Linked DNA regions of Homo sapiens: region 1 is linked to region 2. A link is a loop called in an ENCODE intact Hi-C map of the cell type or tissue named here. Cell type or tissue: HepG2. All regions are shown on one strand. Each heading gives the region's core, and the rest is flanking DNA. Links, peaks and the distances in the headings are about the cores only.

Region 1 (4,393 bases), core at 111-4,110, 540 kb after region 2:
GGGGAGGAGGACGGTTTCCATTCTGTTTTGAGCATCAGAATAAAACCAAGCACCAGAAGGTGTGGTTCAAAGATGCTTTCCTTTTTCAGTCTCTGGTCAATTTGTTGTTATTTTTCTTCAAGAGAGTTGTTGGGGTTGGGTAGGCGCAGGGGCCACAAGGCCATCTTTATAAGGCTCTGGCATTTGATAGTGAGGTATTTTGGTATTCCAAATAATTGGTGGAAGGATGGAAAGGTTAAATGGAAATTATGTAAGGGCTGCAAAGAGATTCATATATGACTATTTCATGAGTGCTTACTATATACCAGGCGCTGTTACAGCCCGTGTAATGCCACCTGGGAGTTGGGGGGAGTCACCATCGTCCATCCGTCTGTCCATCCATCCATCCATCCTGCCTCCCTCCATCCTTTCTCTTTTTCACAATGTCTCTTGCTCCGCCCCCTCTCTTCCCCTCCTTCCTTCCTATCCAGTGCTTGTAACCTGTCAAGCACATGTTGTAGCCATTGGGGACATCGTGGTAAACAAAGCAAAGTCCTTGCTTGCATTCTGTGACAGATGGAGATAAAATGGGTAATTAACAAATGTAATCCCTCCCACCCACCCCCCACATTATTTATTTATTTATTTATTTATTTATTTATTTATTTATTTATTTATTTATTTTTACCATGTCTGTTACTCCATCAGTCAGGATCCAGTTAGGAGACAGAAACTATATCATAATTTTAACAGGGAAGATTTAATATTAAGAATTATTAGCTACAACAGGGTTTTGGCTACTAAAGGGTAAAGAGAATCAGGCCGAGCACAGTGACTCATGCCTGTCTGTAATCCCAGCACTTTGGAAGGCCAAGGTGGAAGGATCGCCTGAGTCCAGGAGTTCGAGATCAGTGTGGACAACATAGGGAGGTCCTGTCTCTACAAAAAATAAAAAATAAAATAAAAAAATAAAAATAAAAATAAATAAAAAGTAGTTGGGCGTGTGTGGTGGAGCATGTGGGGGTCCCAGCTACTTGGCAGGCTGAAGCAGGAGGATCGCTTGAGCTCAAGAGGTTGAGGCTGCTGTGAGCTATGATCTCACCTCTGTACTACAGCCTGGGTGACAGAGTGAGACCGTGTCTTTAAGTAAAATAAAATAAAAAAGAGTAGGTCGGGCATGGTGGGTCATGCATGTAATCCCAGCACTTTGGGAATACGAGGTGGGCCAATCACTGAGGTCAGGAGTTCGAGACCAGCCTGGCCAACATGGTGAAACCCCGTCTCTACTAAAAATACAAAAGTGAGTCGGGGTTGGTGGTGTGCTCCTGTAGTTCCAGCTACTTGGGAGGCTGAGGCAGGAGAATCACTTGAATCCGGGAGCCAGCGGTTGCAGTGAGCTTAGATTGCACCACTGTACTCCAGCCTGGGCCATAGAGTGAGACTCTGTCTCAAACAAAAAAAAAATTTAACTCTAAAGAATCCAAGAATACAGATTTGGGAGCAGCCAGTACCAATGGGGGATGGGGCAGTACACCCAGGAAAGAGCAAATCTGGGGTCCCCACGGGCCAGGACTGGGATCTGGACTGGGCCATGGCCCATTGGATGGCAGAAAGGTTCTCACTGAAGCCCCCATAAAGGTGGGACTCACTGGGAAACCGCTCTCTGTGGTGCCAGGGAAGGACGTCTGTGGGAGGTGCCTACCAAGGAAGTCTCTGGAAATCAGCCTGCAGGGGTGGAGTGCCGGGAAACTCCCGCCCCCTCCCCCCCTCCCCGAAGTGAACCGCCCACAGGGAGATGCCCCTATGGGAGCTTCGCACCAGAACCCGTCTGCGCCAGTGTCCCTGCAGCGCCCTCTACTGGCGAAGCTGGACATGGCGTCCGCTGGCAAAGGGGAAACTCTTCTTTCCTCCCAAGCCGAGCAATGCTAAATGTGCCTGGTACTGAGACGTCATCTGTGGACGGTTGGCACCGATGCTAATCAGTGCTATGGGAAAATAGGCAGAGCGAGGAGCGTAAGAATTATTATGTGTGCTGTTTGATAGAGACTGTACAAGGAAGACCTCTCTAAAAAGGTGACATTTGGAGCAGAGACATGAAGGAAGGGATTGCTGGAGGCAGAACATTCTAGGCAGAAGGAACCGCACGTGCAAAGGCCCTCAGGTCAGCCGGCATGGCATGCAAGTAAGCCAGCTGCAACACAGCAGGTGTGGATGAAGGGAAGAGAATTAGCATTTGGCCAGAGCACGCATTTTAAGGGATGGAGATCCATTTGGATAGTCTTGAACACAGAACTGACCGGAACTGACTTACTCTTTGAAAAGATCGCTCTGGCTGCTGTGTTGAGTGGATTGGTAAGGGATAGGTGGTGAAGACTGAAACAGGGTATCCAGTTAGGAAGCTATCACAGTGATCCAACCCCCAGCTTCTGTTGAGGTTGAAGAACATGCATGCCCAACCTAAATATATGTTCAAAGGTGGTTATTACTGTTTGAGGTGATGAAAGAGTTTTGGAGATAGAAGTGATGGTTGTTCAACATCATGAGTGTAATTAATGCCACGGAATTGTATCCTTAAAAATGCTTAAAATGCGCTGGGTGCGGTGGCTCACGCCTGTAATCCCAGCACTTTGGGAGGCTGAGATGGGCGGATCACTTGAGGTCAGGAGTTCGAGACCAGCCTGGCCAGCATGGTGAAACCCCGTTTCTACTAGAAATACAAAAATTGGGCGGGCATTGTGGTGGGTGTCTGTAATCCCAGCTATTTGGAAGGCTGAAGCAGGAGAATTGCTTGAGCCTAGGAGGTGGAGGTTGCAGTGAGCCAAGATTGTGCCACTGCACTTCAGCTTGGGCAACAGAGTAAGACTCTGTCTCACAATAAATAAATAAATAAATAAATAAATAAATAAATAAATAAGAGTTGGATCACAGCAAAGGTGAGCTTTAACGAGTTCAGTCTAGCTCTCTCACAAAAAAAAAGTTAAAATGACAAATTTTGTGTTACATACATTGTACTACAATAAAAACCATTTTTTTGAAAAGAATAGTACAAAAATGATACTTCCCTCTCAGTGTATTTTACCAAGGGATTATTAGTGTATATGTGTGTTCTTACTGGAAATGTTAATTGGACCTGTAATTCTTTTTTTAACTTTTATTTTGGGTTCAGGGGTACATGTGCAGGTTTGTTATATAGGTAACTTCATGTCACAAAGGTTTGTTGAACAGATTATTTCATCACCCAGGTAATAAGCCTTGTATCCAATAGTTATTTTTCTGATCCTCTCCTTCCTCTCTCCCTCTACCCTCAGGCAGGCCCCAGTGTCTGTTGTTCTTTCTTTGTGTCCTTGAGTTTTCATCATTTAGCTTCCACTTGTAAGTGAGGCCATGCAGTATTTGATTTTCTCTTCCTGCATTAGTTTGCTGAGGATAATGGCTTCTAGCCCCGTCCGTGTTCTCGCAGAAGACATGATCGCATTCTTTTATATGGCTGCATAGTATTCCATGGTGTATATTCACTACTTTTTTTTTAATCCAATCTGTCATTTGTGGACATTTAGGTTGATTCCAGTAGACGTGTAATTCTTCTTGGAAATGTTAATCTTGATCATTTGGTTAATGTGATGACTTCTGGGTTCTGCAGTGTGAAGTTATTATCTTCCCTTTTGTAGGTAACAAATACTTTGGAAGAGATTAAACAAACAAATAAAAAAGTGGTGATTGTTATTACCAGCATGGCTACTACTAGCTAATTCCAGGCTTCAAGCCACTGGGGCATAGGCATATGTTTAGCTCATTCCACAGGAGGGGAACAGAGGCTCAAAGAACCTAGGTAAGTTGGCTAGGCGCGGTGGCTCACACCTGTAATCTCAGCGCTTTGTGGGGCTTAGGCAGGAGGATTGCTTGAGCTCAGAAGTTTGAGACCAGCCTGGACAACATAGCGTGAACTTGTATCTACTTAAAGTAAAAATCAAAAAAATAATGGGGTGCAGTGGTACATGGCTGTAGTCCCAATTACTCAGGAGGTGGAGGTGGGAGGATTGCTTGGGCCCAGGAGGCTGAGGCTGCAGAAAGCTGTCATCATGCCGCTGTGCTCCAGCCTGGGCATCAAGGTCTGTTTTGCAGACCTTGTCTCCAAAGCAAAACAAACAAACAAAAGAAACAAACAAACAAACAAAAAGAAATTAGGTAACTTGCTCAGTGGCTAGTGAGTGGCTAGATTGTAAGCTTCATGAGGGCAGGGGACTTTGACGATTTTGTCGGTATCCTAAGCCGCTAGAACAGTGCCTAAACATTTGTTGGGCAGTTAATATATATTTGTTCTATTAATAAGTAGAGCCCGAGTTTGTGTTCTCCGATTCCACACCCCATGTTCCTTCTACTACAACTTCTGGCTCTGGCTTCTGGACTGTCAGTC
Region 2 (4,393 bases), core at 173-4,172:
GCTATTCCTTTTACTGGTACTTCTGCATCTTAAAAAAACAAAACAAAACAACGAAAACTTGGCATGTTGGCTCACTTGGTGAATGAAAGCATATACTGTTCAGTTGTTTATTCTTCAGCAACATCTGAGTATCCTCGAGAAATGAGTGGAATGAACCGCTAGAGATGAATAGCCTTAAGCCCTCAAAGCTGAGCCCTTTGGGGTAACTTGCTCTAATTCTGCCCTCTCCAGTTTGAGTTTAGGTTAAATTCAGCTTGCAGATTGCACCAAGCCTGATGCCTCCCAGCCATCAAGGAAAAGGGTACCTAACATTTTGAATCTCCATTAATCTTACAGCTCAGATCCTGTGTATTAAATCTCAGCATTTTCAGGGATGTATACTCTGGCAGAAAAACTTTAATGATTTTTTTTTTCTGATGCTGCCTAGAAAATATTAGAAAGAAGACCCTTCTTTCCTTTCCTTTCTTGTCCTGTCCTGTCCTGTCCTGTCCTGTCTTCCCTCCCTCCCTCCCTCCCTCCCTTCCTTCCTTCCTTCTCTCCTTCTCCTCCTCCTCCTCTCCTTTTCTTTTCTTTTCCTTTCCTTCTTCTTCCTTTCTTCCTTTATTTCTTTCTTCCTGTATTATTTTCTTGTATAGCTCAGGTCTCACTGCTTTGCTGCCATTCTTGTGGAGAATAATAGGTAACAGAGGTGTGCACCTGGCCTCATTTATTGTCACACTGGATAGGTAATAGACGCCGGCATGGCTATGCTGTGGTTCCTGCTGATGGGCACACTATTACAGGTGCATGATAAGTGTGTCGTACGCAGGAAGTACGTTTCCCCCAGCCTTCCCTACCTGCTGAGGGCTGCTCCCAGCCTAAGGATTTCATCCAGATAGATTCATAGCGCTTCCAGTAAATGCACCCCTTGCCTTTCAAAGTTGAAAAAGAAATTACTTTGGACACAAAGAGGTGTTTCTTTTGACACAGCAGGCATGTGAAAAAATAAGCAAAAAAACAAGAGGGATTTCTGTTACCATTGGCATGTGCTTCTCTTTTACTTCTTTAGTTCACAATGCCAGTGGTTCAGCTTCCCGTTCTGATCCTCACTGCTCTAATCTCTTCATCTGTGCTTGCAATCACAGCCACGCGGGCTCGCAATATTACCACGAAATCATTTTATCTGTTGGAATCTCTTTCCTGTTCATTACTCTTTTTTATCCCCAGGTAGACAAACACCCTAAGTTTACCTCTTGCGAATTGTACGCTTTAAGGTTAAGGAATTCGTAGTTGAATAAGAATGACTTTTCACATAAATTTAATGGAGTTTTATCTTCTGAGCCAAGGCTTTATTTAAGGAGTCTTGGGAGGTAATCATGTGTTACCTGAGACTCTCCGCCCATAGGATGTAGTTCCTTTCCATTGGAACACATGGGGACCGAGGGAATAAAGAATGTTTTCATCTCTGAAAATATCTCTCATTCTTCCAATCAATGCTGCTCTTTTCTTGCATACTGTATACTGGGAAGCATTTGTTTCGATTTGTGGTTAAATGTATGTGTCCACTGGACTTCAGTATCCACCCTTTGAAGGACCGCAGGAGAAGTTGTTCAGGTAGAAACATACAAGGGCCGGATGCGGTGGCTCACACCTGTAATCCCAGCACTTTGGGAGGCCTAGGCGGGTGGATCACTTGAGGCCTGGAGTTTGAGACCAGCCTGGCTAACATGGTGAAACCCTGTCTCTACTAAAAATACAAAAATTAGCCAGGTGCGGTGGCGCAAACCTGTAATCCCAGCTACTTGGGAGGCTGAGGCAGGAGAATCGCTTGAACTCGGGAGGCGGAGGTTGCAGTGAGTCGAGTCGTGTCAGTGCACTCCAGCCTGGGTGACAGAGCGAAACTCTGTCTCAAAAAACAAACAAAAAGAAACATACCGGGAGATCTGGTTCTATTGAACCCCAGTGCAGCCATGGGTAGAATTTTAGGCTTATTTATATTCCATTTCACCACAAGATGTCACCAGGGCACCACACCAACATGGTCTATGGACCCTCTCTCTGGCAAATAGAGTTATGGTCATCAAACAGCACCTGCCCAGGGCTATGGGGAGAGGAAGCTGGTTGGCTTTGTCACAAATGCCTTGATGTCTCTTTCCTCCCCTGGGGCCCATCTCTTCCAGCCTTTGCATAGAGAGAGAAGGCAGGCAACAGGACACAAGAAGATTTTCCCAGAGTCCAGGGTGTTCTCTTACCCCTGAAATCGTTTCTTCACTGGATGGGAAGGCAGGCACCCAGGGGGAGATGGCATCAGCTGCATAAACAATTTTTCTCCTCAGTAGACATTTACATGAGTCAATAGGAATCATATTCTCTCTTTTTTTTTTTTTTTTTTTTTGGAGATGGTCTCACTCTGTTACCCAGGCTGGAATGCAGTGGTGTGATCTCAGCTCACTGCAGCCTTGACCTCCTGGGTTCAAGAGATCCTCCCACCTCAGCCTCCTGAGCAGCTGGGACCACAGGTGCTTGCCACCATGCCCAACTAACTTTTGTATTTTTTGTAGAGACAGGGTTTCACCACATTGCCCAGGCAGGTCTCAAACTCCCGGGCTCAAGCGATCCTCCCACCTTGGCCTCCCAAAGTGCTGGGATTACAGGTGTGAGCCACTGTATCTGGCCTAGGAATCATATTCTCTTCACTGAAACATTTCAGATGACTTAAAAATTCACCTTGTAGAACTTTTAAAATTGAAACTTTCTGGTGAACATCATTAGTTGACAGATATGTCATTGAAGTTTCATCCTTCTTCATTTCAGAGTCTGCTGGAAGACCCTTCATTTACCACTCTCTCCTTCCTGGAGGTGTGGAAATACTCTACCTGGGTGAGGCTCTCGTGGCTTTTTGTGCCAAGTGTCCGTAAACTTCAACTTAATTGTTTTAAATCCTTTGTGGTGATTATGCGGAAGGTCAAATCTAACAGGAAGCTCCATGTCCACTTGATGTGTACTTACTTCTATTTTTGCACCTTGTGTTGTTTGTTATCCTGAATTATGCCAGGGCTGGTTTGTGCTAAGATACTTGTTATTTGACCTCATAATACCAGCATGTCCCGTTTGTATAACCCTCTCTGTAGCTTCTTCCAGCATGTGATCATACATCTACCTAACCTCTCCCATTGGTTGAATTTAATATACTAGTGAATTTTCCATTGCAAAGATGAGGTTACGAATCATAGTGTTCATACTCAGAAGGACTTTATAAATATTTTGCCTTTTTGAAGTATATACAAGAAATGAAAAAAAAAACAGGAATAAATAAAAAGAATAAAAAGAGCCAGGACTAGAACCTACAATTCCTGACTCTTGATCAAATTGCTTTTCTTTTTAACTCTAGTTAAATATTTTCCATTCTTTTTAACTCAAGAAGCCTTTGTTTTTGTTGTCATCGTTTTATGATTAACTTATATCTGGTCCTTTAGACATTTAGATTTTTTCTGTTTTATCTCTCTCTATATGTATATCTGTATATATATTTATCTATATCTATATAGAGATATATATATATATATAAAATAATGAATGAAATGGACTGTTTGCAACCTCAGATGTATTTCTAGGACTTAGAGTGATTAGCTTGAGGCGATGGTAGTTTCTGTTTTTGGAGTCTCTGTAGGTCTCAGACTCACAGTCTGTACTTCTTGTTTTGGGGGCTAATTAAGTGGACAGTTTCAGTGTTGGTAGCTCATTTAAGCCATAAACATGCAGACCATGTGGAATCCCATTAGTCAAACCTTAGCAGAGTGCCTTGATGAGTACCTCCTTTTCTTTCTGAATTCTATTAGTTGATGCTTTGTTCTTTCTCCCCAAGAGCCATATCTCAGCTATTTCTTTTCATTTCTTGTGTATAGTTCAACATCTTTCTTTCTTTTTTTTTCTAAACAGGATCTCACTCTGTCACCCAGGCTGGAGTGCAGTGGCATGACCATGGCTCACTGCAGCCTCGACCTCTGGGGCTCAAGCGATCCTTCTGCAACAGCCTCCCTAGTAGCTGGGACTACAGGTGCATGCCACCACACCCAGCTAATTTTTATATTTTTTGTGGAGATGGGGTTTTACCATGTTGCCTAGGCTGGTCTCGATCTCCTGGGCTCTAGCAATCCTCCCACCTCGGCCTCCCAAAGTGTTGGGATTACAGGCGTGAGCTACCGTGCCCGTGCCCGGCCTTACGTTTCAGCATCTTTCAATCCATCTAATACGCAGTGCCAGGGAAGGTTTGTGAAAACATTTGAATCACAGAGTCACAAACAGTGAGAATAGCTGCAGTTATGTTTGTGATGCTCTAATGAACTTACAAAAGGCCAGGCCTAGTATTTCAGCTGTGTCCATGATGTCTCTGATGGAAATGGACAGGTAACAT

The links. Hi-C counts contacts between places; a loop is a spot of excess contacts. Peaks named below come from ENCODE experiments on the same cell type or tissue, not always from the same donor. Only the 100,000 strongest peaks of a DNase experiment are listed, where the experiment ranks them.
Region 1: a loop joins it to region 2, with 20 times the contacts of the local background. A loop is called at or near these places in 4 of 110 quality-filtered maps.

What each region holds. Positions count from the first base shown.
Region 1 is chr16:78,768,922-78,773,314 of GRCh38, forward strand. All of the region lies in intron 8 of WWOX (WW domain containing oxidoreductase), which reads left to right. Among named protein-coding and RNA genes, the nearest start is that of WWOX-AS2, 270 kb to the left of the region's middle. In HepG2, for the core only: a CTCF peak has its summit at 1,827 (motif pointing left); a DNase peak (open chromatin) is centred at 1,800.
Region 2 is chr16:78,225,987-78,230,379 of GRCh38, forward strand. The region is part of intron 5 of WWOX (WW domain containing oxidoreductase); the gene reads left to right. Among named protein-coding and RNA genes, the nearest start is that of WWOX-AS1, 14 kb to the right of the region's middle. In HepG2, for the core only: a CTCF peak has its summit at 2,002 (motif pointing right); a DNase peak (open chromatin) is centred at 2,015.